Linked DNA regions of Homo sapiens: region 2 is linked to region 1. The links are chromatin loops, found by intact Hi-C in ENCODE. Cell type or tissue: tibial artery. All regions are shown on one strand. Links, peaks and the distances in the headings refer to the core of each region. The heading gives the core; the rest is flanking DNA. Region 1 overlaps GDAP2 (ganglioside induced differentiation associated protein 2). Region 2 has its middle 120 kb from the start of GDAP2.

Evidence for each region. Peaks named below come from ENCODE experiments on the same cell type or tissue, not always from the same donor. Only the 100,000 strongest peaks of a DNase experiment are listed, where the experiment ranks them.
Region 2: it touches region 1 in a loop (3.0-fold over the local background); 16 of 110 quality-filtered maps call a loop at or near these places.

What each region holds. Positions count from the first base shown.
Region 1 is chr1:117,894,607-117,897,531 of GRCh38, reverse strand. GDAP2 (ganglioside induced differentiation associated protein 2) reads left to right here. Exons shown (of 14, transcript NM_017686.4): 8 at 543-699. Among named protein-coding and RNA genes, the nearest start is that of GDAP2, 34 kb to the left of the region's middle. In tibial artery, for the core only: a CTCF peak has its summit at 1,814 (motif pointing right); no DNase peak of the experiment used is centred there.
Region 2 is chr1:117,808,314-117,811,238 of GRCh38, reverse strand. No RefSeq gene overlaps it. Among named protein-coding and RNA genes, the nearest start is that of GDAP2, 120 kb to the left of the region's middle. In tibial artery, for the core only: a CTCF peak has its summit at 1,325; no DNase peak of the experiment used is centred there; H3K27ac peaks cover 1,692 bases.

The DNA of each region.
Region 1 (2,925 bases), core at 329-2,828:
GTTGGTATGACAGTGTAGAAAACCAGGATGCTAAATTATAACTGAAATATTTCTTAAGGAATGTGGATCATACTCTGTGATCCTGGTACATCCATGTTGGGATGTCACCTTACAGAAGAGCATTTATGCAATCAAATGCTTCCTCCTTCAACAGTGCTATATAAACCTTCCCAAATGCTTGTTTTTTATACTTCTTTTTTGTCAGATGCTGTGCAATGAGCCATCTTTAAAGCCAGATACAATCTATTTACTTCTGTCTTTTTGTGTGTGACTACATTCTACTCTTTTCTTCCTAGGGTTACACCCAGGTCACCCTGATTGGATTTCACATATTGCTAAAACCTTTGTCACACATGGACAGGCAGTTTCTTTCATTATTTCAGCTTTACAAATGCCTAAATCTGATTACAGTTTCATTCTCAAAAATAACCTTGACCCCAGTTTTTTGAGTTACCTCACTGTCATCCTTACTGCAGCATTCACAATGTTTACTATCTAGTTTTAGCATAAGCTCTCTATTGATAGTTGCATTTTTGTTACAGATAACCAAGAAGAGGAGGATGAAGGCTTGGGAGTTGATCTCTCTTTCATTGGCTCTCATGCTTTTGCTCGAATGGAAGGAGATATTGACAAGCAAAGAAAACTGATCCTTCAGGGACAATTATCAGAGGCAGCTCTGCAGAAGCAGCATCAAAGAAAGTAAGACAACCCTTCAGGACTGTTAGATACATAAGGACATCAGAAGCAAGAAAGGAACCTTGCATCTGATGCATGAGCTACGTGTATATATAATGCATTCCAATTTATTTTTCATGACAATCAGTGAGGAAGATATCGTCCTCATTTTGGAGGTGCAAAAACTCAAAGTTAAGAAAGTTATCAGTGGCCACAGTTAATATGTGGTGAAACCAGTGGTCAGATACATGTCTGATTTCAGAGCTCCTACCCTGTCTACTACAATAGTAATGCCTCCATGCGAGGTTTATATTCTAAAAGGAGAAATTAGAAAAGGGAAAGGCAGTTATAAAGCTTTTACTTAGCTCTACTATGTTTATAATTAAAGCATAATCTACAGTTGAATTAAATTTAAAAGAGCCTTATTTCTCCCTGACTTATCCGAAGGACCTTACAAGACATCCAAACCATTCCATTTCTTCCATATGTCTTCTAAAGCAATTTTGAAGGAATCCTTTTAAAAACATAGAAGCAGCTTTGTACTTTTGGGTAAGCTTTCCCAAAGATCAAGTCTTTGTAAAGCTGGCTGCTTTTCAAAAAAGTCTAAAGAAAATTAAAGTAAACAAACTATAAATGTCTACTATCCATTACCTTATAGGGTTGATGGAGGGTTAGCACCTCATAGGGTTTTTGTGAGCATTAAATGAGGTAATGTAATGAGCTTTAGCACAGAACCTGGTACTTGTCAAGCTCTTAAAATTGTTCACTGCTGTACTGAGCAAATCATGGCTTGTTTTATCTTTGAGCTTTGGTACTTGCCATTCCTTTTGAATGGGCTACTCTCATCCTTCAATTTCTGTCCAGATTTCAAAAGCAGTTGCCTCTGGAGACCTACCTCCCAAGTCTGGAACAGATGCCACCTCCTGTATGCTTTTTTCATACCCTGTACTCACCCAAAGCATAGCATAGCATTTTTCACGCTGTATTGTAATGATGTCTGCATGCTATCTGTCTCCACTGATAAAGTGGGAGTTGGACTACATGAACTCTCCAGTCACTTTCAGAACTAGTATTTTGTGTCTCCTCAATCCCAGGTCTTCCTTTATTCTGATTTTAATTTGAAAAACAAAAGCGTATGAGCCACTAGGGGGCACCAAGGAACAGCTTTTCCAAGTGAGGCAGTCACAGTCAAATGATACTTTCAGTGGTTTCTAAACTTGGCCATATGTGTAAGACTCATCTGATGGACATTTTTCATTAAATACGGTGCCTGGGCTCCTCACATTACTGGGATCTGGGACTTCTTTAGTATCGAGTCTCCTTTGCACTCTTAAAAATTGTTGAGGACCCCAGAGAGCTTTTGTTTTTATGGGTTGTATCTATCAATATTTATCACATGAGAAATTATTTATTTATTTTAAAATAACTTTTTTATTGAGAAAGATAGCAGTGTTTTTTTTTAATCTTGCAAATTGTTTAATGTTTGATTTAATGGAAGACAGCCAGATTGTCCTATCAGCATTCAAACTGCTGCAGTAAGTTGTTTTGACTAATGTATATGAAGAAAACCTGACCTCACTGAGATTTTAATTGGAAAATGGAGGAGTATTTTAACAGCCTTTTAAAATAATTGGGATATTCTTCTTTGATACTATACCAGAATTTGATAAATAGTAGTGTTTTAAAACATAGTTGTAATGCAGAATCTCAAACTGTATCCATGAATTTTTTTAATTCTATTATATTAAAATGTGGTGTTCTGTACTTTGGACAGATTTTATAATAGGAATGTATAGCATGACTTTATAACATGATACGTTAGCTTTTTGGAAAGTATTGATTCATTGAATTATTCAGAGCTCCAAGTATTGACACATTTCATTACACAGTATCAAAAAATTATATTTGTTAGTATCGATTGTATAGTATCACCAATCTCATCAGAAAAGTATTTAATATTAGGAACTGTCAAGCTTCTGATGACAATAAAAATGTTTCAAATATGTATATATTTAAAGCTCAAGTTTTATCATTGGCAACAAATACTGTTGATTATTTTTCTTGAAATGTCAGGGTCACTTTATTCATTTTTGGGAAAACACCTGCCACATATTCATGTTGAATAACTACAGTTTGCCAGTCATTCTTTGAAGTAAAAATGGTGTTGCATGAAAAAAAGCAACTAGTCCAGCTCACAACTCAATCAAATAGTGCTTTTCTTCAAGGCAACTTCACACTTCAATATGCAGA
Region 2 (2,925 bases), core at 320-2,819, 86 kb after region 1:
TTAGCTGAGAGATATTTGTCTATATCGTGCTAACGTTTAAGGTTATGTCCTTAAGGTAAAAAAACAAGCCTCAAAATTCCTATCTGTCACCTTTCTAGATGCTCTGTGGCCTCTCAGCAAATTAGACCACCATCTCACTGTATGGAACGGCAATGATCCAGTTCCTCCAGCACCATGTCTGGATCCTTGGTAATGTTCACTAGACTCTACTGGGCCCTACACTATTCTTACATAATTATGATTAACAACTGGTTGAAAACTGTGACTTTTACTTGTCCCCACATTGATTGAACTAAGAGAGACATGAAGAAGATTGAGGGCCCTGCTCCAATTCTCAGAAAGAGAAAACATCTAAAACAATTAATCTGTGGTTTGTGCTTGGCTTTATGACTTTCGTGAGGTTTGTTCAACTGATGCCAGCAACATCTGGAACTGAAAGCATGACTGGTCGTATTGCAATAAAAAGAGGCTTACTTGGTTAGGTTCCCCTGCAGGAAGAACTCCAGGAGGGAGAGCAGCAGAGAGGGTGCAAGGCCACCAGAGGCAGCTAGCGGGCAGAAGGCATGTGGTTTCTGCCTAAGGAGAGAGCAGCCATTTGATCTGGTTAAGGCAGGACCCAGGAGGTAGAGAACCACCACCCAAAAGCAGGTGCTTTACAAGGTTCTGGGCTTTAACCCAGCCAGTCCCTCTCCTCTTGCAGCCTCCTCACCTTTCACTTCTAGGCTTTAGGACTCTCCCCAAATATCCCTCAGCAATAATCTACCCACACTCTAAGCCAGGCTGCTGACCCTAAACTGACTCCCCCAGTCTTCTCAGATCAAAATATTTCTGACTACCAATACATTTTTTTTAAAGCCCCAGTGGGCAGAGAAAAAATGCAGGAAAGGGTTATGTTAGAGTTTTAAGACAATGGGGTAAGGGTGACTTTTCCTGTCATAAAAATTCTTTTACAGTTATTATGATCATATTTTGTTAATAAAAGGAATATTGTTTTTATTTTGTTCTCTTTCTTTCCAGATTTTTAAGTCCACTACATTGCCAATCTTTGATATATTTGGTCAGTGTTATATGCTAATTGCTTAAAGCCCACCACTCCCAGAAAGAACTGTGCTTTTAAGGTGAATTTCTGGAAACAACTGATGTACAAATAATGTATTTCTAATATCAGCTCAGTAGCATGGCTGAGTTTTTGTAAGGATTATGTGTAGAATCCCTGAACCTTAACAGCTGGTAAAAATCTTGCTATTCATTTAGTAAAACCTTCCACCCAGTGGTGGAATTCTCTCTGCAACACACAGAACTACTTGATCACTTCCAGTTAAGGGAACTCTTTCCGTGGGAAGCAGTCTACTAAGCCTTTGGATGGTTTTGAATGTTAAAAAGTTCTTTTCACTAAAAGAAAACCTGCTTTCCTGAAGATTCCTTTTACTGAACTATGTTAGGCTCTGTGGAGCAACTCTAAATAAGTCTAATCCTTATTATGGTAGTAGGTTGCCAGCTATTTGCTTTTACCAACAGTGCTGTTTGAATGTTCTTGTCCTTGCCTCCTAGTGCACAGAAGCAAGAGTATCCATAACTAGATGTGGAACTGATAGACCACAGGATAAACAAATGTTCATCTAATAAGAATAACCAAATTGTTTTTCAACGTGCTTGTATCATTCTCCACTCCTACAATGTGATTTGTATTTTCTCTTTCTTTGTAGTATCTTTGGATGAAGAGAAATTTTTAATGTTAATCTTTTCTTTTATAGTGTGTTTTGTCTTAAGACATTCTTTCTTATCCCAAGGTCAGAAAGACATTCTCCACATTTCACTTCGCATTTTTAAAGTTTCATCTTTTATGTTTTATTTTATAATACATCTAGAATGGATTTTATGTATGGAGAATTCTAGGGAACCAACTTAATATTTTTCTATATAAATAATCAATTGTCCCAGCACCATTCGTTGAACATTTCTTTCTTCCCCCAACAAATTTGTGGCATCATCTATATCATTTATCAAAATTCCATATATGTGTAGGCTTTTTTCTGGGTTCTCTATTTTTATCTAGTAATCTATTTGTCTGTTTCTATAGCTTTATAAGTCTTAACAACTGATAAGGCAAAGATCCCAATGTACTCCCTCTTTCATGTCTCTTTGCTCTTACATGTACATTTTAGAATCAGCCTGTTGAGTTCCAAACCTGTTGGAAGTGTGATTGAAGCTGCATGAATCAACCAACTTGGAGATACTTAACATATTTATGACAATGAATCCTTCTATTTATAAACTAAGCAATCTCTCCATTTAGGTTTCCTTTCCTCCTAATTTTTAAAATTTCTAACTACAATTCTTGTACATCTTTTGTTATATTTATTCTTAAGTACCTTATTTTTTATTGCTCTTACAAATTATTTCCTTTCTAAAAATCCTTTTGTTTCTTGCTGGCACATAGATATATAAATTTACCTTTTATTTTGCTTTTTAAGTCAGTCACCTTGCTAAATTCTATTATTTCTAATTCTGTTGTTTGAGATTTGCAGTGTAAACAAATCTATTATCTGAAATTATCAATTTTGCTTTCTTTTCTATTCTTATGCTTCTATTTGCTTTTTGTTGTCTTATCATGCAGCTAGAATCTTTAGTACAATGTTGAATAGAAGCCATAATGGCAGACATCCTTGTCTTCTTTCTAATGCTTCTGGCATCCCTCATTAACAATAATATTTGATGCAAATTTTTGCTAGATAGTCTTTATTAAGATAAGAATATTTTCTTTTATTCATATAATTTACTAAGAATCATGGAATGGGTGTGGAATTCTAGAAAAATCTCTTTTTTTAAAAAAGTTTCACTGAGATATAATTTACAAAAAATTAAATTCACATTTTAGATGTACATTTCAATAAATTTTCACAAATATATGCAGTTATATACCAC